Linked DNA regions of Mus musculus: regions 2, 3, 4, 5, 6 and 7 are each linked to region 1. Evidence: chromatin loops called from intact Hi-C (ENCODE). Cell type or tissue: heart. All regions are shown on one strand.

Evidence for each region. A loop is a pair of places that touch in the nucleus more often than their neighbours do. Peaks named below come from ENCODE experiments on the same cell type or tissue, not always from the same donor. Only the 100,000 strongest peaks of a DNase experiment are listed, where the experiment ranks them.
Region 2: it touches region 1 in a loop (13-fold over the local background); 2 of 42 quality-filtered maps call a loop at or near these places.
Region 3: it touches region 1 in a loop (6-fold over the local background); 38 of 42 quality-filtered maps call a loop at or near these places.
Region 4: a loop joins it to region 1, with 3 times the contacts of the local background. A loop is called at or near these places in 26 of 42 quality-filtered maps.
Region 5: it touches region 1 in a loop (9-fold over the local background); 36 of 42 quality-filtered maps call a loop at or near these places.
Region 6: it touches region 1 in a loop (2.1-fold over the local background); 4 of 42 quality-filtered maps call a loop at or near these places.
Region 7: a loop joins it to region 1, with 4 times the contacts of the local background. A loop is called at or near these places in 37 of 42 quality-filtered maps.

Annotation. Positions count from the first base shown.
Region 1 is chr5:138,845,914-138,849,913 of GRCm38, forward strand. No RefSeq gene overlaps it. Among named protein-coding and RNA genes, the nearest start is that of Gm30206, 23 kb to the left of the region's middle. In heart, a CTCF peak has its summit at 2,366 (motif pointing right); a DNase peak (open chromatin) is centred at 2,358; H3K4me3 peaks cover 242 bases; H3K27ac peaks cover 268 bases; H3K27me3 peaks cover 1,140 bases.
Region 2 is chr5:139,326,845-139,330,844 of GRCm38, forward strand. No RefSeq gene overlaps it. Among named protein-coding and RNA genes, the nearest start is that of Adap1, 3.4 kb to the left of the region's middle. In heart, no CTCF peak of the experiment used is centred here; no DNase peak of the experiment used is centred here; H3K27me3 peaks cover 3,249 bases.
Region 3 is chr5:139,083,164-139,087,163 of GRCm38, forward strand. The region is part of intron 4 of Prkar1b (protein kinase, cAMP dependent regulatory, type I beta); the gene reads right to left. Among named protein-coding and RNA genes, the nearest start is that of Prkar1b, 45 kb to the right of the region's middle. In heart, a CTCF peak has its summit at 2,174 (motif pointing left); DNase peaks (open chromatin) are centred at 868, 1,358 and 2,158; H3K27ac peaks cover 1,733 bases.
Region 4 is chr5:139,005,716-139,009,715 of GRCm38, forward strand. No RefSeq gene overlaps it. Among named protein-coding and RNA genes, the nearest start is that of Pdgfa, 13 kb to the left of the region's middle. In heart, a CTCF peak has its summit at 1,745 (motif pointing left); no DNase peak of the experiment used is centred here; H3K27me3 peaks cover 397 bases.
Region 5 is chr5:139,177,251-139,181,250 of GRCm38, forward strand. Dnaaf5 (dynein, axonemal assembly factor 5) reads left to right here. Exons shown (of 13, transcript NM_001081265.2): 10 at 665-815. Among named protein-coding and RNA genes, the nearest start is that of Sun1, 21 kb to the right of the region's middle. In heart, CTCF peaks have their summits at 1,888 (motif pointing left) and 2,097; DNase peaks (open chromatin) are centred at 1,851 and 2,301.
Region 6 is chr5:138,943,553-138,947,552 of GRCm38, forward strand. It overlaps Gm38726 (a long non-coding RNA gene), which reads left to right. Exons shown (of 3, transcript XR_868640.1): 3 at 760-1,611. Among named protein-coding and RNA genes, the nearest start is that of Gm38726, 11 kb to the left of the region's middle. In heart, no CTCF peak of the experiment used is centred here; DNase peaks (open chromatin) are centred at 1,199 and 1,689; H3K27ac peaks cover 1,220 bases.
Region 7 is chr5:139,073,141-139,077,140 of GRCm38, forward strand. The region is part of intron 4 of Prkar1b (protein kinase, cAMP dependent regulatory, type I beta); the gene reads right to left. Among named protein-coding and RNA genes, the nearest start is that of Prkar1b, 55 kb to the right of the region's middle. In heart, a CTCF peak has its summit at 2,192 (motif pointing right); a DNase peak (open chromatin) is centred at 2,181.

The DNA of each region.
Region 1 (4,000 bases):
AGTCCACACACTGGGTAGGCTATATATGTGATGTAGCCAGAGAGCTAAAAGCCATAGGCTCAGTGGCCATCAGGAGCTGGGTAACTGCTAAAAGGTACATGGTTTCCTGTGTATGCATGTGTATGCACGTGTGTGTTTGTGTGAGTGCGTGTGCGCGTGCGTGCGTGTGCGCGTGCGCGAGCATGTGTGTGGTCAGGATACTGACCACCTTAGTTTTTGAGACAGGGTCTTTCACTGAATTTAGAGCTCACTGATTGAGCTGAGCTGGCTGGCTGCACAGAGCAGCTCCACATCTTCCTTCCTCTGCTTCCCTGAGCTGGGATCCCAAGCATGTGCCACCATGCAAGCCTTTACACATATCCTGGGACCTGAACTCAGGTCCTTGTGTTTATGCAGGATGCTTTTCTGACTGGGCTACCTGCTTAGCCCCTTAGTTTCTTTGGGGGAGAGAAGCTGTGTGAATGTTGTGGGAATGGCTGTGTAGCACCATCAATACACCGAACACCGTGGGACTGTATGCTTTGAAATTGGTGAGCGTCCATCAAGGGAGTTGCATCTGAATACTGAAACTGCGCACACCCGACACTTGTGCTGTGTGACCTGAGATGAAGTCACTGCTGTTGCCCTTGGCTGCTGCCAAAACAGCAACCCTGTCACCTCCCAGCCAGCTTCCTTGTGCCTTGAACAGGGGCAATAAAGCCTTACTCACACAGCTGGTAGCGTGCCACCAGAGCAGATAAGGGCCGCCTTGCCCTGGGTTTTTATGCTCAGTAACTGAGATAATGTGAAGAATGTAACACCAAGCTCAAAAACAGGGCCATTTAAACAGCGTCCTGGCCGGGATCCCATCACACCTGTGGGTGATTCCAGCTCAAACCTGGCAGTTGGCCCTGAGCCTCATTGGCTCCCACTCCCTGCAAATCCCCAGCCTTTATGGTGAACTCTAAAGCCACTTCCAGCTTCTCCTGAGCCTTTCACCCCAGAGTGCATCAAGGCCATGCACCTGTTACGTGTTCCCCCCTCCCACCAACCTTCTTGCTGCCAGGGGACCTTTGAACTTGGTCATGCCCCATGCCTTCCCCTTAATAAAAATTTCTCACCAGGTGCTTAAAATAAAAGCCCATTTCTGCAGCTCTTCCCCTCTAGGTCCCGGGCGTTCACCTCTTCTCTCTCCTTCTCTCTGTTCTATGCCAAGGCTGAGGGTTCCGACTCCAGGGCCTTGATGTTGCCTGATCTTCAAGTCACCCAACATGCAGGGCAGCAAAGGCATCTTGTGTCTTCTCACTTAATTTTTAACTGATTAACTTTTTAAAAGACGGGGTCTCACTATATAGCTCTGTCTGGCCTAGAACTTGCTATACAGACCAGTTTAGCCTCACAGAAATTTGTATTCCTGCCCCCCTCTCCCCAGATACTGATCTGCTTTTTGTCTTTGTTTTGATTGTTTGTTTTGTTTTGTTTGAGATTGGCTCATATGTAGCCCAGGATGCCTTCAAACTTGCTAAGTAGCTGGAGATAGCCTTGAGCTTCTTGCCTTGAGCTTCTTATTCTCCTGTTTCCACAATCCCAGTGCTCAGACTCCAGGCTCCGGGGCCTCCTGCATGCTAAGTAAGATACATTACCAACTGAGCTACAACACCAACCTCTGTTTGTTATTTGTTTGTTTGTTTGTTTGTTTGTTATTTTTCTTAAGACTGGGTCACACTATGTAGCTCAGGCTGGCCTGAAACTCCCCATCCTCCTTTCTCGGAGGATCACAGAAGAGCATCCCAAGTCCCACACCCTGTAATTTCTTTTGAACTATACTTCCCAGTGAGGAAGCGCTGTGGCCTTAAATCATAGGATTCGAGCGAGGGCATTCATTACTGCACACTTTCTGCACTGGCTTCCTCCCCAGGAGAATGCAACTCCACCCACAAGCAGGCCTCCATCCTTTACAGCTCTCAGCGGAACTGATGCGCTCCATGGGGGGCCAGACCACCGAAAAAGTCACTAAGGCCACGGCCACGGACAGAGGAGGAGGCGTGGGGACTCACTTTCCCCCATTGCTATCAAGGGGTTGGAACCTCCAGGTGCAGCGCTGCTTCTGCCAATTTGCGGTGTGCCCAGTTAAAAAGCACTGTTCATGAGTGGATGTCAGGCCCAGTACCAGCAGGACTTTAGGGGTGCCAATATCCTCCTCAAAATACACACACACACACACACACACACACACACACACACACACACACACACACACACACACACACTTAACACATGTAACCCCACCCCAGGGACTCCTCGTGCAACAGCCAGGAGCATGCGCACATCTGCAACGCCAAAGTCCAGTAGAAAGGGTGCGTGGCAGACAATGGACACCAGGTGGCAGCAGAGGGCTACCCATAAACCAGGCCCAGGCAGCTCCAGCTGCAATGGCAAGGCCACTCTTACAAAACAAGCCCCTTGGGACATACATCCTAAGCCACCCGCCCGATCTGGGGTCAGTAAGGATGAGATGATAGTGGAGGGGAGGGGGAGGAGGAATGGCTCTTCACACCAGGGTGGACCCACAAGCCCGCCTGCTTTACTCATAAGGCCTCTTTCAGCAAGCCTGGGAGTTAGGGCAAACAAACAGTCTTGTGGGAACACAGGTAGTGGAGATCCGGAAGGAACATGGCAGATAGCCTTTGAGTGGGATGAGATAGCCTCTCATGAAACGCCAATAGGGTCAAAGCTTGTAATATCCACCCGAGTTTCCAACCTGAAAGTGTGGCTACTGTAGGCAAAGTGAGTATTCACCGTAAAGTTAGCGCCCCTTGACACTTGGCCTAGGAACTCTGACCCCAAGGCCAGATGACCTCCCAAAGACCTTATGGACACTGACACATAACCCACTGGGTTCTGGCCCAGGAAGGAGAGTTTGATCTGTTCCATTCTCACACAGAGAATCACAGTGGGATCCATGGTCAGGTGTATCTTTGACCTTGCAAAGTTTCTAAAGACCTCATCCCATAACTTCCCTTGCTTTCTAGAAGGGCTTGCCCAGGGGAGTATGGAGGCTGTGAATGGCAGGCTCAGACCCTTGCCGCCAGCTTCTTTACCTCTCTTTATTTACCCTTACATCTTATTGTGCCTCTCTGAAGCTCACTTAGGGTCTCTGACCCAGGTTGGAGCTCAGAGCAGCCTCTGGACTCACTCTCTGCTTGCCTTGAGGCACTCCCTACTAACTGGGACCTGAGGGCCTGGGAGAGAGCGAAGGGTCCCTGAGTCCCTGCCTCTCCTGCTGATGTAGTGCACTACGGCATCTCTAAGAGAGCCACAGGGTTTGGAAAAGCAGAACGGATCTGTCCCTAGACTTGTGGTTCTCAACCTTCCTAACGTTGCAACCCTTTAGTACAGTACCTCATGTTGTGGTGACCCTCCAACCATAAAATTATTGTTGTTGCTATTTAATAACTGCAGCTTTGCTGCTGTTATGAATCTCAGTGGAAATATTCGTGCTTTTTGATGATCTGACCCTTGTTCAACCCCCAGAGGGGTTGTAACCCATAGGATGAGACACACGGCCCTAGAGTAAACCAGGTCCCTCTGAGGGAAGCCACTTCCATGCTGTCTGATGCTAACACGCAAATGTACTCTGACACTGAATGTAGAATTTCCTTGAAAACAGAAATACTGAAGGAACTTTGAACCCGAGAAGAGCTGCTTCAGGTCACGTCCACAGATGAGTGGAGGGGGAGGGGAGAAAGGGACAACACTTAAAGTGATGCCAACGGAGAGGCTGAGAGGTACCGTGGAAAGCCATCCACAGCCACTCACACTGTAGTGAGAATGATTTAGCCTGAAGCCGGATATGGGAGATGATCGTGAAGTCTGTGTGAGCAGCTGAGTAGTGAGTCGCCAGAAGGCAGCCGCTCGCTCGCTCGCTCGCTCACTCGGGCTGTCTAGAACAGCACGGCAGGGCCAGAACACCTGCAAGCCCTTCCTTGGCATCCTGCCAGGCTCCCCAGCCACTACTCCA
Region 2 (4,000 bases), 480 kb after region 1:
AATCAAGACAAAAATAGACTAATGGTAGTAGTTGTGTCCCAGGTCTCTAGTAATCCAGTCAGTCTCAGACTTGCAGCAATCCTGCCACCGTCTCTTGAGTGCTCAAATAACAAGCATGGAGTGCCACCTATGCTTTCTTATTCAACCCCCATTTTATAGTCAGGGAAACTGAGGCACACGTATGCATGACAGAACTAGAGTGACAGCAAACCCGAGAGACAAAGAGACACAGACCCCATCTCCCTAAAGAGAACAAATTGTCAGTGAGGAAGCTCCTTCCTGGGGCCAGACCGAGGCCTATCAAGGACAGCTCAAAGGCAGCAAGGCCTGAGCCTGCACCCTGCCGTCTCAGGCCTGTGTTGCTGCCAGCAAAGATGATTCACCCATCTGAGCTTTCCTCTTCTCTGCCCTTCCAGTCCTCTCCTCTGCTGTCCAGGTCTCGGCTGTAGACCCCAGCCCCAATACCCTAGCACTTCCCAGGCCTGGGTTGGGCATCTAACCAGAGGCCAGGCGTCTGCCTCCTCAGAGCATATGGCCACACTGGGTAGGAAGTGCCTCAGACGGCTGAGTGCCTCCTGCAGCACCCAGTGAGTGCAGGAACTTACACACAGTAGGTCTTCAAGCAGCTGCCACCAGAGGCTCAGAGGCTGGGAACTGAGCCCAGAGCTGTTGAAAGTCAGGATGGCCACTCCAGCCTAGTAGCTGGTCTCTAAGGACCAGTGACAGCCCCCTGCCTCCCCTCTCCACTGCCTGCTTGTGCTGTGAAACCCTGAGTAAGGAATTGTGCAAGGACCCAGAAGTCCCATCGTGCGACCCAGCCGTGCTGGCAGCTGTCCTTGCTCTGAGGAAGGCAGAGGCGAGCCCTGTCTCCCAACAGTTTCCTTTCTCATTATCACAAGCTGATGGTCCCCTGACAGGGTTTGTTTCTAAGGTCACAACGCAAGAACTGATATGGGCCATGAAGAAAGCTCGAGGGGGGGGGGGTGAAACATCTGCTTCTTGTTTGATTCATTGTGTGTGTGGTGTAAGCATGTATACATGTGCATTGTGTGTGCAGTGCACATGTATGTAGAGGCCAGAGGTTGATGTTGGGTAACTTCCTCTATCACTTCGTTCCTTATTTGGGGAGACAGGGTCTCTCACTGAACCCTGGAGCTGACCAGTTCAGCCAGGCTGGCTAGCCAGCTTGCCCCAGGGATGCTCTAGTTCTTCCTCCTCAGTGTTAGACTTATAGAGCCAAGGTTTCCATGAGTGTTGAGGATCCAAGTTCAGGTCTTCATGCTAGCACAACAGGAACTTTACTGACAGCCATCTTTCCAGCTTCTTGGCTTGACTTTTTTTTTTTTTTTAAGATTTATTTATTATTGTGTGTAAGTACACTGTAGCTGTCCTCAGACACACCAGACGATGGCGTCAGATCTCATTACAGGTGGTTGTGAGCCACCATGTGGTTGCTGGGATTTGAACTCAGGACCTTCAGAAGAACAGTCAGCGTTCTTAACCGCTGAGCCATCTCTCCAGCCCCGACTTTCTTTTTTAAGATGTAAAAATTTATATGAGTATAAGAGGGTCTTGTCTATATGTTTATATGTGTACCTCATGCACGCCTGGTGCTTGCACATACCAGAAGAGGGTGTCATATGCTCTGCAGCTAGAATTGCAGACAGCTATGAGCTCATATGGGAGCTGGAAACTGAAACTGGATCCCCTGCAGGAGAGCGGCTGAGGCATCTCTCCAGTCCCAGTGGCTTGGCTTCTTATTTGCTTGTTTGTTATTGATTGATTGATTGATTTTTCGAGACAGGTGTTCTCTGTGTAGCCCTGCCTTTCCTGGAGCTTGCTCTGAGACCAGGCTCAGGATGACCTCAAACTCTCAGCCTGAGTACTGGGATTAAAAGTATGTGCCCGTGGTGGCGCACGCCTTTAATTCCAGCACTTGGGAGGCAGAGGCAGGCAGATTTCTGAGTTTGAGGCCAGCCTGGTCTACAGAGTGAGTTCCAGGACAGCCAGGGCTACACAGTGAAACCCTGTCTTGAAAAAACAAACAAACAAAAAAGTGGGTTCCCCAGTCTGAGATGGGTACCCTAGTCTGGCTCAACCCTAGACTCCCAGATGTTGGAATGGTGGGGACCCTTTAACGCATCTGCTTTCCAGGTACCCTTGTTGGATATGAATGTTTAGTGTCATGGCTCAGGTGCTCCTGGGAGCTGTGACCTCCCTCAGCTACACATAATGGGACAGGAAGTCAGTATGATGACGGCTTTATCATCAATGTCCCACAAGAGACAGTAGTTACTGGATAGAGAGACTCTGTGGCCTACCCAGGGCGAAGGACAGTTGGATGGAACCCAAATCTCGGGCCAGGATAGAGAAACCGAGGTTTCTGAGGGAGATGAAGACAAGGCCAGGCTACTGAAAGACCCCACAGCAGACATCTGATTGTGGACATCTTCTCTGGTGGGGAGGGGCAAGAATCAGTAGTGAGAAGGCTGGCCATGAACCCTAGGGGAAGAGATAGCCCAAGAACTCAAATTCCCCAAGTCAGTGTGGAACCCCAGAACTGCAGAGCAACCCCACAGCAGTGCCTGGACCAGTTGTTGAATGCCACAAGATAAATTGCACCCTCCAAAAGAAATATTGGGGCACCTAACCCAGGTGCCTGCAGATGCGGCTGTGTTTGGAAACAGGGTCATCACAGGGGTGGAATCTGGCTGGAGGCCTCATTCAAAGGAGACATGTGGGCACAGATAGAGGTGGAAGGCCACTGGGGAAAGATGCACAAAGATCAGGGCTGTGTCTGCCAGCCAAGAATGGCCAAACTGCCAGTGACACTGGAGGAATGGCTGAAGAAGACTGCATGGACCAAGAAGAACTACCCTAGTGGCGTCTTGACAGCAGCCATGTAGTCTCCCCATTGGGGACCGAACAGCCAACTCCGGCTTGGCTTTCTTGCAGTTGCTCTTGCAGGTAGGACTGGGGCAGCAGGCTGCAGCCTCTGCCCTCAGTGTCCTGTTCTTTTGCCTCTTCTCACCCTGTCCTGAGACGCTTGTCTGGAGCTCTTGCCACAGGGACGGACATCCAGGTGGTACCTGCAAGCCAAGAGAGAGGAAGGCAAAAGAGTTGGGACTACCTGGGGGGATGGTAGCCCAGGTCTGGTGATGAACACCCCTGGCCAGAGGATGCCGAGATGTACTTCTGGAAGAGCTGGTCAGTTCGGGCGCTGCACACAGGTGTCTCATGGCTTAGGTAGCCTTGACCCACCTCCCAGGGGGCCTCCTCTGCCTCTGTTTTCCCTTCTCTTTGTCCAGATCAGTAGGCCCATACGCATGCCTAGTCTCTCCAGAAGTTAGCTCGGTACCTGCTGAAGGCCCAGCCTCTGCTGGAGACCTAGTGTTGATGTCTCCACCCTCCGAGGGTGGCATATACCACTGGAGCCGCACCCTTAGTCAACTGGGGCCTCAGGGCCTAAAGCCATGGGGTCCTGGAAGCAGTATGCTGAATGGATCTTGCTGTCCAATGCCCCAGGTACAACCCTGTATGCTTGGGAGCAGGATCCCCTATCCCTTGTAGTGAAGATTGCCCGCTCCCACTCCACCCCCCACCAGACTGATTCCCTCAGGAGTGGCCTTGCTGGGTCACAGTCATCATGACCAACAGGATTTGATTTTTTTTAAAAATCCCTTTCAATTAGCATACAGAATGATGTATTTTGTTTTAAACCTTGCTCTCATGTAGTCTAGGCTGGCCCAAAATGCATTTGGTTTTGCCTATTTACTCGTTTTGAGACATAGTTTCATTTATTTCAGCTAGCCTCTAACTGCCTTCACTCTTTCTCAGAGATGGGGCTGGGGCTGGGGCTGGGGCTGGGGCTGGGGCTGGGGCTGGGGCTGGGGCTGGGGCTGGGGCAGGAGAGCAGGGTTTGGAGATTTCCTCCCACAGAGGGTCGGATGCAGGTGATGGGAGACTGGAATGTGGGAGCAAGGGCTTTTAAAACATCCCT
Region 3 (4,000 bases), 240 kb after region 1:
CCCTGGGGGATTCTAGGCAGGGACTCTAACCACTGAGCCACGCTCCCAGCCCCTCACTGGGGGATTCTAGGCAGGGACTCTAACCACTGAGCCACACCCCAGTCCCTCACTGGGGGATTCTAGGCAGGGGCTCTACCCCTGAGCCACACCCCCAGCCCCTCACTGGGGGATTCTAGGCAGGGACTCTAACCACTGAGCCACACCCCAGTCCCTCACTGGGGGATTCTAGGCAGGAGCTCAACCTCTGTGCTACAGCCGAGCCCCTAGGTGGAGGATTCTAGGCCAGCATGCTACTGCTGGGTTATGGCTCCTGCCCAGTTTTGGAAGCCCCCTGCTTCTTGCCCTGCAGCTCTTCTTCCTGCTCCACTAAAACAGGTTGCCATCCCCAAACCATTCTCTCTAAATCTCTGGTCCACCAAGACTGGCTCTCAACTTACATAGCCTAGGGTACTGGCTAAGATGATGTGGTAGCTTCCTCTGCTCTGAGGAAAGAGCAACTCACATGTGGTCTATAAGAACAGACCCAGAACAGGAAGAATGTGTGCAAGGGCCATGTGTGCATGTGTGCATGTGTGCATGTATGCATGCACACTGCTGCAGGGGAATTGGAGGTAAGGTGATCTAGAAAGAGATAAACCAAGGAAAAATAAAAGACAGTTGAAGGGGAAAGTCCAGTTCTGAAGGAGGCTGAGCGTATGCCACACCCCCTCAATGGTCTGGCCTATTCTCTGCACCCTCTGACATAAGCCTAGCAGCTTTTCAGGGTGGCTCCCCTCTCCAGCCCCCGCAGCCTGTCACAGGTCTTGCTATTTGCGGTGTTTCTATTGCAGTACTTCCCCAGCTGGGCTGAACCTGGAACCCAGACAAGTTCCCCACTGTGATAATGTCCAGGTGGTGACTGCAGTGTCCTCCTGGCAAGTACTCCCAAGGGAGCACTGCCCAGTGGCTGGCTGTGGCCTTTCCTCTCAGGGAAGGGTACAGTAATAAGCAAAGACAGGACTCTCGGGCCCCAACATCCTCTTGGAAGCAAGGTGATCCTTTGGGCATGCCACAGTGTATCTGTCCCTCTCTTCAGGTGCAGGCTTGAGCAGTGTTCACAAAAGCTTGTATCGTCCCTCTCTCTGCTTCATCCTACCAAACGCAACAGAGAGAACAGCTTTGGGGTGGCCCAGTACCTCTTCTTCACTCCTCAAAAATCTGGGTAGAATACGCAATGGCTAGCAGGGTAGATCTAGGGAGGCATATTCAAGTATCCAAGGACGGTCCCGCTCTCTGCGACACAGTCGAGTGACTCAGCAAGAATGAGTTCCAATATTGGTTACAGGGGAAATGAATGAACAACAAAAGGATTTGACAGCCATGTGTGGGCAGCATGCCTGTGCTATCAGCAGTTGGAAGCCTGGGACAGGAATTCCAGGCCAGCTTGGGCTGTATCATAGAGTGTGTGTGTGTGTGTGCATGTGTCCCAAGCTAGTTCTTGTTCCTTGAGTCTCAATTAGTGTTCCCTTGTACAGGATGGGCCCCAGCTGACCCCCAAGAGCTATGAATTCTGGTCAGATATCATATGGATGTCCAGCTAGTAGGTACAGCAAGGTGGATCAGTTTTTACAGGAACCGACAGGGGCTTGCAGAACAACATGTGTGCATGACCATGGTGGGGTTTGGTGTACATCCGTGTGCAGAGTCCACAGACCATCCCATGTGGTGTTCCTGGGGAACTCTTGCGGGTCACAGTCCTCCCCTCAGGGTGAACCTCATAGACAGCCTCAGAGAAGCATCCTATGTTGTATCAGGCAATAAGGCTTATTCTGGGCAGGTGACAGATGAGACAGAAGGCAGACAGATCTCTGGGGGTGTCTTAGAGTCATGCACAGATGACTAAGGAGGCTCGTGTGCTCTTGAACACTATATCTGAATCCAAATCACAGCTCTGGAGCTTTCTAGCTGGATTATGCACAAGTCACTCAGCCACAAAGCCTCAAGTTTCCTCATCTGTGAAATGGACTTACTGAGGGCTGTGAGGCAGCAAGCGGTGCCGAGCCCTCTGTCAGCTTCCACTTTGACGCTTTCCTCATGAGTGTTGAGGATGGCATGGCTGACCCAGAGCTTACCCCATGTCTTCTCTCAGCAGCTCTTGACTCTACCAATAGCTGGTGCACAGTGACCCCAGGTGGCCAGCACCTGCCTGGCTGGTGACTGTTACCATGACAGCAGTCAGTGGAACTGCTATTAGACAGGGCAGCTCTGAAGTCCAAGATCCAGGACCCCAATCGTCTGTTTGTCTGTCTGTCTGTCTGTCTGTCTTCCCCCTAGTGTTAGATAAATGTCATGGTACTGCCACCTACAGTATATAGAACAGCTTCCTCGGTATGTGTTTGCAGCTGTGTGAAGAGTGGGCAGAGAGCACTGCAAGGATACATAGACAACATCAGCCGCTACGGAGCGAGCAGAGTGTGAGCAGGCATGGATTCTGGAAGAGTCAGAGAGCAGAAGGACAAAGTATACCACAGAATAACTCAGCAGCCCCCACCCCACCCCACCCCGCCTCCTCACCATGAGCTTTGCAGCACTGGACAAATTGCTCGACCTTTCTGGTCTGTTATGTGTTTCCTCATCCTGGAATTATCGTGAGACTAGATCATTAGCACATGAGGGCCCTGTGAGTGTCCACACAGAATGCTTACCCTGTCCCCCTCTGCCAGTAGTCCATACGCGGCCCTCCTGCTCAGACTCCAGGGATGCCTTGGGCACACGAGCAAGACATCTTCACATGGAAGATGGGAATCTAACTGAGTGAGAAAATGGGCTTTTCCATGTTCGACCCAAGTGCACTTCACTCATGGGTACGTGATATTTAAGTGTGCACACAGTGCCAGAAGACCATGGCTATGTCGTTTCTCAAGCCCCAGCTGCCTTGAAGCACGCCGACCATCTGGACTGGCTGATGACCAAGGCCCAGGAAGCCTCCTGCCTCAGCCACCTGATTAATCTGAATGACAGGTCTGGACCCCCAAGCCCAGCTACAAGGTCTTAAAGCCATGGACCAAAGGAAAGGCTCATTCTGATGTTTATCGCTCTTGTGTACACCTTTTAGTGAATAAAGTGACTCTGGGAAAACAGGAAGGCTCGCTCTTCCAAAAGCGTAGCTCATACATTAGTGTAAACCCCACCCAGAAGCGGGGAGCAGCCCCAGCATCGCTTGTGGAGAGGGCCAGTGTGGGCACTCCACACACAGTTAATAAACGCCTCAGAACGAACCCGTGAAGAAAAACCTAAAATACTTTCAGAAGCCCCTGTGGCTCCACAGCTCAGCACATTTGGATTCAAATGTCAGCCTGAAGCCCAGATCAACAGCCCTGCTGATGTTGAGTTGTGGAACCACTTCTTACCACTCAGGTCCCTGAGGCATCTTCTAAGTCTGTAAACATGGCAGGTCATTAAAATCTAGCGGGAGTCTTTCCTGAGTGCCTCTTGGAGATGGCACTCACTGACGCCGATGTCTTCCCCTTAGGCCAGGAGATGAACAGCAGAGGCCAGGTCTGTCTGTCTTAGGGGACATGTTTCCCAGGTCAGGCCTCTCTAGCCTCTTCATCTCTGTGGCTTCGAAGGGGAGCGTGGTGCAGACTGTTAAAACTGGAACTGACAAGCAAGATGTAAAAGCCACCCTAGAAATAGAGCTGTGGCACTGTAAAAGAACAGGGCGTAGGGGCTTCACCAATCACTTTCAAAATACCATATGACCCCTCAGTGCTTGGAGCAGACAGAGGCATCTCTCCCTAGGCCCACCCACCACCCTACTTCCTTGTGGCTCCAAGCGTGCCCAGCGGAATATCCACCTTAGGAGGAGGGTTGTGAGCTGCACTCTGAGCCTCAAGAGAAGAGAGTCCTCACGAGAAAACCATCCCAGCTCTCCTCAGACCTATGTCTTTGCCAAACATCCCCACACTTTACCAGAAAGCTGGTCAGCAGGAGACTAGAATAGGCAGACACCATTGGCTGA
Region 4 (4,000 bases), 160 kb after region 1:
CCTCTGCTAGTGCTAGGATCTCAGAAGCTGGAAGAAAGGAAGCTGCAGACATTGATAGAAAGCTGCAACTCACTGCTTCTTGGATGCATCTTCTTCCCTAATTGCATTCTGTGTCTGACTTGCACTTCCTGGACCAAGGCTGCTCCCTGCCCCTAGAATGTCCCTTGCCTCTGGGCTGCACCCCTGGACCAAAGGAATCCAACCAGGCAGGCCCCCACACAAAGTACTTGGAAGGCTAGGGAGGCTATTGTCTGTGGTTGTGCCCTTGGCTTGGTGGACTGGCACTTGAGAGTGATACCAGGCTGGTCACACTGTTACAGGGCTGGTAAGGTGAGGGCAAACTCTTTCTTATAAGAGGCACCCACACATAGCTTGAATGGGCATGGGGTAGCTTCCTATGGGCCTAGAGACCTTGCCTTAGGATAGGGAACAAAGGAGACAGGAATCTTCAGTGAAGCCAAAAATGGATATGTGGTGAGAGTTCAAAGGAAGAAGTATAAAAGAAAGAAAATGAATTTGGGCATATCAACCCGGTCCTCAGATTAGAAACTGAGGCAGGAGGATGGCAAGTTTAAAGTCAATGTAGGCAATTTAGTGAGATCCTGTGTCAAAAAAATAAAAATAAACAGGCTGGGGCAAAAGCTCATGAACTCAGAACCTAGTGTGCATGTAAAAAGCTGGGTATGGTGGTGGGCACTTCTAATTTTGGTGCTGGATCGGTGGAGATGGGGATCTGTGATGCTCTCTGGCCAGCCAGCCTATACTCCTGGGCAAAGTCTACGCTAATGAAGAGACTCTGTTTAAAAACAAAACCAAAAACAAAACATAAGAACAAGGCTTTTCTAGCCTGCCTTCAACAAATACACATACATGTACACATATGTAGATCAATAAACACATTTTTAAAAAAAGAAGAAGAAGAAGAGTGAGTTCCCTGCCATTTCCCTGTTTGCGGCTGTGTCCGTTCCCAGTGTGTCTAAAGAGATCACAACTTTGCAACACCATACAAATGACCCACTGGCCAAGGAAGCTGGAGAGTGTGCTGATCCGTGGGATTTGAGCTCAGATACCACTGAGTCCAGTCGCTCGGCTGCACCTGAACAGCTTCATCTTCTTGCCTCGTCAGAAGCATCCCACACAGTCTGGACAGCGGTGCTCCTGAGGACACCGCGGCTAGCAGAAGGCAGGACTGTGCAGCTGGCCAGGTCGGAATCTGATGTGTACCCTGCTTGTTCACCAAGGGAAACTGCCCTCAGAGAGTGAGGACACCCCAGCCTGTCTGAGCTTCAGACCCTACTCTCAGCCTCTCTATCCTGGCCAGCTATGTGTCCTGTTCTATCTTGGCAAGATAGAACATCCTGGACCACTCTGGTGAGGGGGATTTGGGTCTCGCATCTCCACTGAGTGAACTCGACTATATCCTTCTGCCTTGAAGACTATGGACAGAGCCACAGTCCTACCTTAGGTCCTCCTCTTCCTGTCTGCTGGGGAGGCTGGGTCACCCAGGCGGCTCCTCTAAAGCAGGAGGACAAAGTCCAGCTGGTAATCTCATCCTCATCCCATCTTAGAATAGGGAGGCCCCAGCATCCCTGTGGTAGCCACCTCCCTCTGAAGGGAGCCACGTGAGCTTCCCTAGAAATGCCAGCAGCCTCTTTCACCAGTGTCTACTTGGTCCAAAGGCCTCAGAGGTGACAAAGAGCTCTGGCCTAGAGAGGCAGCCACTCTGCCACCTGCTGGCTATGCATCCTTCCACCTGTTGCTTCACCTTTCTGAGCCTCTGCTGGCCTCTACGATGAAAAGATAATAAAGCAGAAATAGCTGCTAATTAGAACTGTTGGGAGATCTGTTAAGGCAGAGCCTGGCATGGAGCCCAAATGTAGCCAGCATTGAGATTCCCTGGTGCTAGAGAAGGATGAATGCCACGGGCATATGGCAGATCTCAGTGAATCAGTTCCACCCAAAGGAAAGGGGCTCACACCTCTGGGTGACAGGAGTCCCAGATGGCACTTTAAGCAGGGTATCCCTGTCCATCTCTAGGCCAGTCTTAGGAGTTAAATGACAGCCAGTAGCCTAAAGGATTCTCGGCTTGTACTCTACCACTGAGCCACACCCCAGACCCTCCCTGGGGGATTCTAGGCAGGGGCTCTACCACTGAGCCACGCCCCCAGCCCTTCACTGGGGGATTCTCTATCACTGAAACACACCCCTGGCTCCTTACTGGGGGATTCTAGGCAGGTGCTCTACCTCTAAGTTATAACCAAAACTCCCTACCCCATTTCCTTCTTTTTTCTTTTTTTTTTTTTTTGTTTTGTTTTATTTTGTTTTGCTTTTCATTTCCAATTTTTTAATTAGGTATTTTCTTCATTTACATTTCAAATGCTATCCAGAAGTCCCCTATACCCCCCCCACACACACACTGCCCTACCCACCCACTCCCACTTCTTGGCCCTGGCATTCCCCTGTACTGGGGCATATAAAGTTTGCAAGACCAAGGGGGGTCTCTCTTCCCAATGATGGCCGACTAGGCCGTCTTCTGCTACATATGCGGCTAGAGACACGAGCTCCGGGGGTACTGGTTAGTTCATATTGTTGTTCCACATATAGGGTTGCAGATCCCTTTAGCTTGTTGGATACTCTCTAGCTCCTCCACTGGGGACCCTGTGTTCCATCCAATAGCTGACTGTGAGCATCCACTTCTGTGTTTGCCAGGCACCGGCATAGCTTCACAAGAGACAGCTATATCAGGGTCCTTTCAGCAAAATCTTGCTGGCGTATGCAACGGTGTCAGCATTTGGAGACTGATTATGGGATGGATCCCTGGGTGTGGCAGTCTCTAGATGGTCCATCCTTTCATCTCAGCTCCAAACTTTGTCTCTGTAACTCCTTCCATGGGTATTTTGTTCCCAATTCTAAGAAGGGGCAAAGTGTCCACACTTTGGTCTTCGTTCTTCTTGAGTTTCATGTGTTTTGCAACTTGTATCTTGTATCTTGGGTATTCTAAGTTTCTGGGCTAATATCCACTTATCAGTGAGTACATATCATGTGAGTTCTTTTGTGATTGGGTTACCTCACTCAGGATGATACCCTCCAGGTCCATCCATTTGCCTAGGAATTTCATAAATTCATTCTTTTTAATAGCTGAGTAGTACTCCATTGTGTAAATGTACCACATTTCCTGTATCCATTCCTCTGTTGAGGGACATCTGGGTTCTTTCCAGCTTCTAGCTATTATAAAAAGGCTGCTATGAACATAGTGGCGCATGTGTCCTTCTGTAGTACAGCTTTAGGTCAGGCATCCCTACCTCATTTCTTAAAGATGACGTCTCTCACATAGTTCTGGGTATATTAAAACTCACTGTGTAAACCAGGCTGACTTTGAACTCACAGAGATCCATCTGCCTCTTCTTCCCAAAAGCTGGGTTTTAAAGGCATGTACCACAACGACCAGCCTAATATTTTTTCTTTTTTCATGTCATATAGGGTCTCAGTAAGTTTCCCAGCCTTATCTTAAGTTCATTCTGTAGCCCAGGCAGGTCTTGAACTAGCAATCCTCCTGCCTTGGCCTCCTGACAATTAAGATGGCTGACGTGTGTCATGAGGCAGGCTAAGCTTGGCTTTGTTTGTGTTGTGTTGTTGTTTGTTTGTTTGTTTGTTTGTTTGAGATAGGGTCTGGCTCTCCTGAAACTCATTACTTTGTAACCAGGCTATCCTTGAACTCACAATGATCCACCTTCTTCTGCCTCCCAGTACTGAGACTAAAGGCTTAACCCACCATGCCTGGCTTGAATTGAAACAGTGACTTACCATGACACTCTATCCTAGTAGCTCCAGGGGACAGAGAACTTTATCAGCCATAGCTTCAAGGGGTGTGAAATTGACTGGCTTGCTGAAAACCAGAAGAACCGACTAAACTGTCCACATATGTAACAAGGTATCTGCACACCTCCACCTGCAGTAGTCTACAGTGCTCCTTGGACGAGACCTATAGCTACTCCAGCCC
Region 5 (4,000 bases), 330 kb after region 1:
AAGCCCTGAGCAGTTTGTTAGAGAGGGCATGACAGACAGTTCCCCTTCAGGTAGCCTCACATTAGCAAGACCTGCTGGACATCTTCTGTATGAGAGTTCTTGTTAATAAAAGAAGATGTTTTGTGTGTGTGCAGGTACCTGAAGAGGCTCTTAGAGGACATTGCATGGCCCTGGAGCTGTAGTCACGGGGTTGTGAACCAAACACGGGTCCTCTAGAAGAGCGAGCTGCAAGTGCTCTTGAGCACCAGGCCGTCTCAGCCCCGTGTTACTTCTTTTTTGGTTTTGTTGGTTTTTTGAGACATGGTTTCTCTGGTAGCCCTGGCTGTCCTGAAACTCACTCTGTAGACAGGCTGGCCTTAAAACTCACAGAGATCCTCCTGCCTCTACCTCTCTAGTGCTGGGATTAAAGATGTGTGCACCACCACACCCAACCCTTATTTCTTGCTTCCTTTGTTTTAATGGCACAGATGGCAGGTTCAATGGGTGGTGACGGAGGTGCCATATGACCCACATAGATTATCATGGTTGGTGCAGCCCTTGAGCACAGAGCCCCCTGAAACCACCTTGTGCAGAGGCACAGGGTCAGGTCCAGTTCCATTCCCAAACTGAAGCATGTCCTTCAGAGTAGTCTGTTTGTCCTTCCTCACTTGCCCTCTTGTTCCAGACAGTTCCGTGGCTATTTGGATATGGTAATAAATGACATCCTAGCCCCCAACCTGCAGTGGCATGCAGGGAGGACAGCTGCAGCCATCCGGACGGCTGCTATATCCTGCCTGTGGGCACTCATCAGCAGTGACATCTTATCGGCCAAGCAGGTAAGGACAGCTGTGACCACCCCAGTTGTTTGTCCATGTGTGTATCATGGGACCTTACAGAACTGCGTCATTCAATCAGCACAGAAAGCTCTAAAGGGCTGAAGTCTGTGGGGCCAGATCAGGGCAGGGCCCAAGTCTCTTGCTCTGGTTCTCACATCTCCTTGAAAGATCTGGGATCTGGTCTACAAACTGTCTTAGTTTCTTATCCTACTGTTGTGATAAAATACCCTGACAAAAGCAACTCAAAAGAGACTAGGGATATACCAGGTCACAGGTATATGGGGAGATGACATGCCAGCCATACCTGAGTTTGGATCCCAGCATCCATGTAAAGAAGCAAAAAACAAAAACAGAACAGGCCTGGCCACATGGGTGACCAGCATTGACAGAGCAGAGACAGGGTTCACTGACAGTCAGTAAGCTCTGACTTCGGGATAGACCCTGTGTCAATATAGAAGGTGCTGGATGGATGGAGAGATGGCCCAGTGCTTCAGAGCCCTTCTGCTCTTGCAGAGGACCCAAGTTCAGTTTCTAGTACCCATGTCTGGTGGCTCACAACTCCTGAGAATCTGATGCTCTCTTCTGGACTCTGAATAGACAAACAGACACAAACATAGAAAATTGTGTGTGTGTATGAGTGTGTATACACGGTGGAGAATGATAATGAAAGATGCCTGGTATCAATTCCTGGCCTTCAAAAAAAAGCACATGAACACACATATGCATTATGTCTGCTGCAACTGCACACACAGTGTAGCACGTATTATTAAGATTAGTGCCACAGAAATTCTCCATCAGATATTGGGTAAATGGTCTCCGAAGTCAGTTTCTGTTGAATGCTCTTCACAAAATTCCAAGCTTAGGATGAGGGATAGCCCTGGGCTCAGCTCTTACCACACACAGGTGAAGTGGCTGAGAGTGGCAGGCCAGGCCTGCGTTGCTCTAAGCAGTGAAGTGAGCCAGGCGACTGAGCCATGGAAAGGTGAGGCTTCTGCACGGCTCCTCTGCCTGCCATCCGCTCACGGTGTGTGAGCGCCCCCTGCTGACAACAGGGGTCGTTACCTAACTCTCACATGTTGCACTCTACAGTGGGTAGGATCTGAGGTACTCGACTGACCAAATTAAAGCAGAAATGGTTAAGATGATCTGAACTTTAGAGAAAATGCAGTATTTCTGTTCTAGAACAGCAAAGCTGCAGGCAAAGCCCTCCCCTTGTGTTGTGATCCCTTCCCTCCTGACATGGATGCCCTCCCCAAGATCCCCCACCGTCTCCCACTGGTACCCTATCTAGTCAGCCCCTGCCATCATCCTGCTGCCCGCTGTTTTCTTGTATTTATTACACCATGAGAAGGCCCACTTCCAGAAGCCCTTCTGCTTCCCTGCAAAGTGTCACAGAGGCAGCCACTTGGTGGCAGTACAGTCATAACTCACCAGGCCCTCAGCCCAGGGCATGCAGCCACACTGCTTGTCCCCATCAGCACCTCCTTCACTGGCACCACCTACCCTCCCATCCCTTTCACCTCCTCAGCAAAGGTGATGCCCTCTTGTTGATCACGAGAGCCCTGCTCAGGCCACTTACAGGCCTGTGAACCATTCACTGGTTCACGCCTCCCTCATTCTCGTGTCCCGTGAAGCCTTATATATGCATCTAAATGTGGTTTATCTCCCAGGCTTGTCCCATTACATGCCAGGTAAGTGTTCTGCATTTGAGCCACAGCTCCAGGCCCTTTACTAGAAGGTTCTAGGCAGGGGCTACCATGGAGCCACAGGCCCAGTCCTCTCCCTGGGGGATGTTAAGCAAGTGTTCTGTGGCTAATCTGTGTTCCTAACTGATTCCACTTTTAATTTGGAGACAGGATCTCAGTAAGAGTCCTCAGCTGGCTTTGAACTTCCTCTGTAATCCAGGCAGACTGAACTATGAATCTCCTGCCTCAGCTTCTAGTGCTCACTAGGATAGGGCTTTGCCCAGCTTTTCCTACTTTCAAAACAAAACAAAATTCCCTGTCATAGCCCTTACAGCTCCCATCATTCCCTGCGCTTCTCTCCACTGAACCCCTGGAGAACTGCCTACACTTCAAATTTTATTTTAGTAGAGCAAAGGGTTCTTTTTTTTTTCTTTGTAGTGTGTGTGTGTGTGTGTGTGTGTTCGTTCGTGTTTGTTCATGAGTGCCAGAATTAACTTCTGAATATCTGTCCTGGCTAGTTTTATGTCAGCTTGACACGAGCTAAGATTCTCCCAAGAGGAGAAAACCACAATTGAGAAAATCCAGCTGTAAGCAGACGAGCCTGTAGGACATTTTCTTGATCTAGGGTTGATGTGGAAGGGCCAGTACACTGTGGTTGGGAACAGCCCTGGGCTGGCGGCCCTGGGTTCTAAACGAAGGCAGGCTGAGCAAGCCAGTGAGCAGCATCCTCCATGGCCTCTCCATGCATCAGCCCCTGCCTCCCCGTTGCCTCCCGAAGCAGACTGTGATTTAGGATATGTAAGCCACGTAGCCCTAACAAAGGCAGCATCGGAAGTCACTCCTCACATGCTGTCCACCGTGGGTCTCTTCCTGGCCTGGCACCGGGAATGCAGATGTACACCACCACACCCAGCGCGTCCATGAGTGCTGGGTTGATCTCGATTCTGAAAGTTCTCTACCATCTCAGTGAGTCTTCTCTCCAAGCCCCTGATGGGTTTTTTGTTAGTTGATTGGTTTTTCCATTGGGGTGGTTTTCTGTAGGTCAGGCTGTCCTAGAACTCCCTGTTTAACAGAGCCTGCCCTTGAAGTGCTGGGATTACAGGTGAACTGTCTGTAATTCACATGGTCTGCTTGCCTTGTGTGGCCTGGCCTATCCTGTAGCACTCTGAGCCGATAATAAGTGACTGGTGGTGGCCTGTAATCCCAGCCCTCGGGAGGCAGAGGCAGAGCTCTGAGTGTGAGACCAGCATGGTCTACAGAGTGAGTTCCAGGACAGCCAGGGCTACACAGAGAAACCTCGAATCGAAAAACAAATAATTAATAAATTCAAGTGATTCAAGGGCCAGTGAGGTGACTTGGCAAGTGAGGGCAGTGGCCATCAAGCCTGGCCAATGTGCTGAGTGTGCTCCCAGGAGCCGTGTGGTTAAGGGAAAGAACTGACTCTTGCAGATTGTCCTCTACACGTGTGTACCTGCACGCTTGCACACCCACAGACCTACA
Region 6 (4,000 bases), 98 kb after region 1:
ATAATTTTTTTGAGAACTTAGTATGTACAAGTATTTCCCAAACTGGGATGCTTAGCAGTATAGCACTACTGGGGGCAATGACAGGCTGGGGTGTGGCTAGTAGAGCCCCTGCCTAGAATCTCCCAGTGAGGGGCTGGGGTGTGGCTCAGTGGTAGAGCCCCTGCCTAGAATCCTCCAGTGAGGGGCTGGGGGCGTGACTCAGTGGTAGAGCCCCTGCCTAGAATCTCCCAGTGAGGGGCTGGGGTGTGGCTCAGTGGTAGAGCCCCTGCCTAGAATCCTCCAGTGAAGGGCTGGGGGCGTGGCTCAGTGGTAGAGCTCCTGCCTAGAATCCCCCAGTGAGGGGCTGTGTGTGTGTGTGTGTGTGTGTGTGTGTGTGTGTGTCTCAGTGGGAGGGAGCATCTGCAGAAAATCTCCTAGTGAGGGGGTGGGTGTGTGGCTCAGTGGTACAAATACCAAAGATTATGTTTTTAAGAATGAATTATTTTTAATTTTTAACTGCAAATGGCAGCATAGTATATTCAATTCAATAAATATATGTCTAAGCTTAGCATCACCTGTTTCTTTTTAGCTTTTAAATGTGAACATGAGACAGTTTATGCCAGCTATCAACCTGCTCATTTTTGAAGATTATTTATGCATTCATTGGTGTGTGCATGTATGCATACCTCTTTGTGTGGGTGCTGCACATGTGCCTGCATGTATGGAAGGCAGTTGTCGACTTCAAGTGTCTTACTCCATTTCTCATTGTTTCTGAGACAGGATCTCTCAGCGAACCTGGAGCTCACCTGTAAGCTGGTCGGGACTCTCAGAAATCTCCCAGTCTCCCAAGCATGAGACTACAAAGCCATGCCCTGACACCCAGACTTTTATATGGGTGCTAGCACTTTACCCACCAAGTCATCTTCCCAGACCTCATGCATCTGTCAATTTAAGCTATTCTCTCCTCCCCCCACCCCAATCCTTCCTCTCCCTCTTGGGAAGAAAACCTAGCTTTGGGGGACCCAGCTGTTGAGTGAAATTTCCAAGCTTCGAGCCTAGCTGCCCATCCATGCTTCTTCGTTATCCTGCAAGGGAGGGGACAGGTCTCCTGGTCTCCTAACATCACTCAGAAGGAAGTGGGTCTCCCAATAATGGCTTTGACAAGTTAAAAGCTTGAGTCACCTAGGCTTGGCCTGTTCCTGAGGAAAGCACGTTGCCCTCCATCCCTCTTGTCCTCTGAGGGGTGGCCCCTGGGGCCTCCCAGGAGAGATGACCAGATTGGTTATTTAACTGGACTCGGAATCACATCCAAAGTAAACAAACAAGCCTCTTGCCTAGAATTTCTGATTTTCCCAGACTCGGGGTCCAGATCCTCCGAGCAAACTTAGTATCCAGAGCCCGGTAGAAGGTGACCAACCTGGGGTCTCCAGTCTTCAGTGGCCATACCACAACCCAGAAGACACTGAGGCCACGCCTCTAACCAAGCCCAGCAGAGCCCTTTTAATTTGTGATGACATCACCTAGCCATGTCTGGAGACAAGTCCTTGCTCACAGGAAGGTGACATTTGTGGTAATCCCAGAATAGTCCCAAGAGCTGTTCTCCACCCTGAACCTCCTGGAAGCCACGCCTATGAGGACAGAAATCTCAAAGCCCCAGAGCCTTTGGTGCTCCCGTGGGAGCATGAAGAAACTTCCAGAAGAGCCATTAAGTCATAGCATCTAGGATTCTGTGAGAAACATTTGCACAGGGAAAGAAGGAATTGAAAAAGAAAACCCTAATGGATTGGGAGGTAGGGATTTTTCCCTAGCGCCTCAGAGGGAACCAATCCCAGGACACTTTAGTGAGATGTTCATACTCCAATGAAAGAGGCTTAGTTCCTGTCACTTGTAGTCCTGCTTATAACAGCCTAGGAAAGCCAACATGGTCACCACAAAGCACTGGTCTGTATAGGAAAGACCCCAGCCACTACGTGGTCTACATCCAAGCCAGGGAGAAACTATTATTACTGTTGCTGAGAGACCCTAAGCCAAGAACTCAGGGTCTGTCCAAGGTCCCAGCTGCCCAGAATAGGGACATTATAAAGGGACCTTGGGCAAGGAGCTCTGTGTCTTTGTGCCTTAGATTCTGTGGTCATGGAGTACTCTGGTTCTTGTGCCACACTCGTGGGATGTTCAAGGGTCGAACGGAGTTTGTAGAGAACTTCCTGGGGCAGATCATGGTAGGCTTGGAAGGCAGAGAAGCTGAGATTGGCCTGTAAAACCAGGGCCGGGCTGCTCAGCAGAGTCCCTTGCAAGTCTCCTCAAGAGTCAACAGCTTTTGTATGGCCATGAGACAAAGATTGGCTGTCCCTTCTTGCTCGGCTGACCCTACCCTGCATATGGAAAGCAAGGCCCAGGCTGGCTTAGGATGGTGCTGCTAGAACCATGTTCTCCCCTGCTATCCCTCAGTGTGGGAAAGGAACACAGGGAAGATGCAGGAGACACTGATGAGAGAACAGGACATGAGTTCTGTATCAGTCCCTCTCTGAAGGCCTGCAGTTTTCCCTTCCAGCCAAGCTTTTGCTCTGAGTGCATACAGGCTGGGCTCAGAGCCCTATTCAGTGATGTGAAGTGTTTGCAGATTTCCAGGACCATCCTCATGGGAACACAGGATGTCTCTAAGAGTATACGAATGCCTGATGTCCAAGAGGGGGAAGCTTCAGCATGCAGGATGCCTCCACCAAATCCACAGAGGTATGTGGTACCCAGTGCCAGGATGGTCTCAGCTCTGGGCTGGCACTTTTGGGCCATTCCCACCTGCTGTTGTCTATCCATTCAAGGGGTTGCCAGAGCCATGGAAGAAGTGCAGACATAAGGCACACATGTGCAGACATACCTGTGAGACACTCCAGGACCCAGAAAGAGCCTACTTTAAAGCAAGCCTGTAAGTTAAGTACCACGCTCACATACTTAGGGAGCTGTCCTTGGGTGTCAGATATGCTCTAAACAGAGTTCTTATGCATGCTAGTCAAGAGCTCCACCACTGAGCTATCCACCACACCCCCTAGCCATCCAAGACCCTCTCCCTCTCTCTCTCTCTCTCTCTCTCTCTCTCTCTCTCTCTCTCTCTCCCCTGCCTCTCTCTCTCTTCCTCCCTCTCCCTCTCCCTCTCCCTCTCCCTCTCCCTCTCCCTCTCTCTCTCTCTCTTTCCCTCCCTCTTCCCACTGTGTTTGTGTGTGTGTGTGTGTGTGTGTGTGTGTGTGTGTGTGTGTGTGTGAATGCCAGAGGTCAGTGTAGGGTCACTTCCATATTTCTCGATGAATTGTCTTGTCTCTGCTCTGTGCTCCAGTACTGGAATTGCAGGCATGCACATCCAAACTCGATTTTTACATAGGTTTTAGGGATCCAAACTCATGTCCACATGTCTGTGTGGCATGTACTCTACTGATGGAGCCATCTCCCCAGACCCTTCAAGCAGTTTCCACAGTAGATGTGTGAGAGAAGTCTGGCAATCACCCTGGGCCCTAGGTAAACAGAAGCATCAAAAACATAAGGACAAAGTCCCCAAGGCCAAATAGGCTGCTGACAGAATTGTTAGCACCTTGACCCTACATCAGGCTGCTCATTATTTAAATTAAACAAGTTCACCTTACGGTTTGGCGCTTTGTTTTGAATTAGTCCTGAAAGGCACAGGCCTGGGCTGAGAAGATTCATTGCCTGTGGGGCTGCAGATGCCCAGTGGAAAGAGGCATGTGATCACAGGGGCCTCTTGTTCAGCCCAGCTCTGCTCCTCAGACCCCACGCAGGGCGCCGGCTTCTTCACAGAGAAATCTTAGTCTACATGAGTCTACCATACTTCTTGCATCTACCTAGCACGGTTTTCTCGTCTATGAAACAGGCAAATCTGCACCCTCAGAAGCTCTTACGTGAAAGCTTCACAAAAAAACCTTCACAGAGGAAGCAGCTCAGTTGGTAAAGTGCTTGCTGAGCTAGAAGGATCTGAGTTCGATCCCCAGAACCCACATAAAAATGCCTGGTAGGG
Region 7 (4,000 bases), 230 kb after region 1:
CCAGACTGTGAAGTTCCAAGATTCAGGGTGGAGATGCATTAATGGGGTTGTAAGAGACACGGGCCTGAGTGTCCACTGTGGATCTAGGCTTTAGGAGGTGGGGGGTTGGATATACTTCTTTGTCAATGTGGCTTCCACTCAGAATCACCAGTCTACATGCTAGCTATGAATGGTCACAATATCCACAAATGACCCAGCCCATCTGACCTTCTGAATTTGCACAGGCACATTGAGGAGGCTGAAGACGAACTTTAAACCAGTAACCTTTATCCTCAGGAGCAAGGGAGCTTGCTTCTGTCGTGGTGCTAATATAGTCATGATAACTTAAAACACTCATTTATGGTGTGGATTCAATGTTTGCCTAGAAAAGCTTGTCACAGAGGTGATTGGCTCATGAGGGCTCTGACTTCATTATGAGAGATTCCCATGATGCACTCAGAATATGATACCTGTCTTGGCTGCAACAACGACCTTCCAAAGAGATGCTTTGCCTAAGTTCAAACCCAGAATCAATCTTCCAATATTAAAAAATAAATAAAAAAAATCTGGGTTTGGTGGAGCATGCCCAGTGGTAGGGAGGCAGAAACAGCCAGATCTGTGAAACTCTCTGGCCAGCTCTTCTATACCTACTTGTGAGTTCCAGTCCACTGAGAGACCCTGTCTCAAAACTCAAGGTGGACAGCCTGAGGAACAACATCTGAAGTTGTCTTTTGGCCTCTGCGTGTGTGTGTGTGTGTGTGTGTGTGTGTGTGTGTACGCGCGCGCACTTGTGTGTGTGCATTTGTGTGTGTGCACTTGTGTGTGTGTACATTTGTGCACACACACACACACACTGGACTGCTAAGTGAAATCTGACAGAAATACAGACAAGCAGTGCCCTGTGGTGGTTGATAATACTGGAAAAACCAGCTAAGGCCTGCCAGGAGCTGAGGAGGACACAGGTGAGTAGGGCCGTGCTGCCTGCCAATCAGCTAATAGACATTTATGGAGTATATCTTCACACAGCAGAGGGGCAGGCAGCTCCCATGAAACAGTCAAGGCCACATCCCGGGCCATAAAACACACCTGAGTAAACTCGGGCAGCAAAGCATGCCGTGGGCACCGTTAGGTCACCGCCGAGGTAAAATGGAAATTAGAAGCCTGGGAAAAACCCAGCATTCTGGAAGTGCTGGCACTTCTAAACAGCACAGGGTCAGGGAGGAGGCACCAAAACTGGGCCTGGTGATGCTCATCTGTAAGTCTGAAGTAGGAAGATTGTGGTGAGAGCAAAGCTAGTCCTGGGTATATCGTGATTTTTGGGACATCCTGGGCTACAAAATGAGACCGCATCTCAATAAGTCAAAAACTAGGAGGAAGAGAAGGGGGGAGGAAGAGAATCTAGGTGACATGAAAATAACTAGAAACCAAACGAAAAAATAAAAGGCAACGTTTGGGGAACAGGGGATAAGATAGAACTTCTCCAGGTAGTCCTGGCTGTCCTGGAACTTACTCTGTGACCAGGACGGCCTTGAACTCATAGATTTAGAGGCATTATGCTACCACCTCCCAGCTAAAGTAAGACTTTGTCAAGCGTGTGAGGCACAAGAGAATCTGCACATGGAAGGACATCTACAGTGTGTAATAGGAAAGACCTGGAGTCGGTAGCCTTGGGGAGCGACGGCAAGAACAAAACAAATCCAAAGCAACCAAGAAAGAAAGGGTTTGGTTATAAAGCGGCTCAAGAGACAGAGGCAGATGGACTGTAAGTTCAGGCCAGCCTGAGGCACAGAGTGAGTTTATGGTCTCCCTGGGCAACTTAGAGAGTCTATCTCAAAATTCAAAATAAAAAGAGAGCTGAGGAGATAGTGCAACAGTAGCATGCTTACCCAGGTCCCCCAGTGAGGGGCTGGGGGTGTGGCTCAATGGTAGAGCCCCTGCCTAGAATCCCCCAGTGAAGGGCTGGGGGTGTGGCTCAGTGGTAGAGCCCCTGCCTAGAATCCCCCAGTGAGGGGCTGGGGTGTGGCTCAGTTGTAGAGCCCCTGACTAGAATCCCCCAGTGAGGGGCTGGGGGCGTGGCTCAGTAGTAGAGCCCCTGCCTAGAATCCCCCAGTGAGGGGCTGGGGTGTGGCTCAGAGGTAGAGCCCTTGACTCAAGTCAGCCCTGCAGGCTCCAGTGTAGGAAAGGGAAAAGCAGGTGGAAATTCAAGTTCAACCACCAGAGGGAGCCCTACCCAACCCGTACCCAACCCTGGAGATCTGTTCAGGGAGCCTGATGTGTGCCAGGCACTGTGTTGGATGAATGTCCTGAACATTCATATTTCCCACCATGTAAACTCACTAGCAAAACAATGGTAGAAACCAAAGAGGGCGTGCCTTTCCAGTCATCATTCACTCACTCATTCATTCATTCATTCATTCATCAAAAACACCACGGGCCCCATCACTGGTCCCATATTTTATGAATGGTAGTTTGAGCCACATGGCATCTTGACTCAGAAAGCCCCAGAAGCAGTATCTGGACTCTATCTAACATTTGGTCCACCAGAGATGGTGGCAGTGTCAAAGGTACCGAGTCCAGCATCCCACACACTGGAGCCCTACTGGGGCTGGAAATCTCATTGCTCCCTCTCACCACAGACCATGTACAGAGCCAAGCGGGGGGGGGGGGGGGCCGGGGGAGGTCCCACGTGGTCAGCAAGGTGGGAGGCCACCAGCAAGCCAGCCTCTAGGGACCGATAGAGGTCACCTCCTAAGAATCTTTCTTCCAGGACATCAGTCTTGGAGGAAAGAAAGGAACCAGCTGGCTGAGTTCTGATGAGGCTGCCTGGAGATGTGGGGGGTGGGGGTGGGGCTTGGCAGCCATTCCGGGCCAAAAGAGAGAAAGTAAACCCTGGGGCTGCCGGTGCCAGCCAAGTGCACCGGACACCACAGCGCCTCAGGCTAAAGTCGGGTTCAAGTGCCTCTGGCTTCTCTATCAGCTGGCTAACGACTGGGACAAAGCTGATTCTGGCTCTGTACCAGATCTTTAGCTATAAAACAGGACAGTCCTCCTGAAGGGGCACACTTGTCCTGGCCACCTCTCACTAAGACTCATTCCCCCCTCCCTCCCCCTTCCCAAGGACCAGACAGATCCAAACTCCATCACCATCATCCAAACTCCCCAGTGGCTGATCTGAGCTCCCGTGAGCAGGGCGCTGGAAGCTTGCTTGCCTTCTGCAGCCCGTGACAGGTGTACCCGTTACCAATTCAAGAGAAATGATGGCCTGCAAGCCCCAGGCCCTGTGGTCACCACAATTATAGTTGCTGCAGCAAAGTGTCACCCTGTGGTCACAGCAGGCAGGGGCATCTACATCTAATGAGATGCCAGAGATCTCATGGTGTTCCTAACCCAGCTGCCCTCTCTGGCTGTCACCAGTAACCAGGGTAGAGGACAGCCTCCAAGTACATTATAGACTTCAAACCTGTCACAGGGCCTCAGCAGCCGGACCATAATGGCTGCCAGACCCAGCTCCAGTGCGGTGGCTGGGAAGGTACAGCTGCAGCTGTGGTAACAGCTAGCTGGCACGAAGCACTGGACACGTGCTTTGTTCCTGTGGCTGCAAAACTACTCAGTGGCTCCCAGGCTGTTTCAAAGTGCCAGCCTGGGCTTGAAAGAGTCAACAGATGATCCACCTGCCGACCAGGTCATCTGAGACCCGTGTGGCCAGGGCGAGAGCTTGCTGTTCTCTGCATCCCTTGGCAGGTGCTACTGAAAGCGAGGAGACCAGATAGGGAGAAGGTGATCCGGGCTCCCAATAGGTGAGTAGCGCAAAAGACCAACCAGCTGGGAGACTCCAGACAGCAGAAAAGACCATGGTCTATGGAAGAGAGTCCAGTCAGCGGTGGGGAGACTCAGACTACACAACAGATCCCCGTCTGTAGTAGAGGCCACAGTTGGCATAGGAGGCCCATTCTGTGAGGGTGACCCCTGTCAGTAGAGACAACTCCATTAAGGAAATCTGGTTGTGAGAAGCGACCTGTCT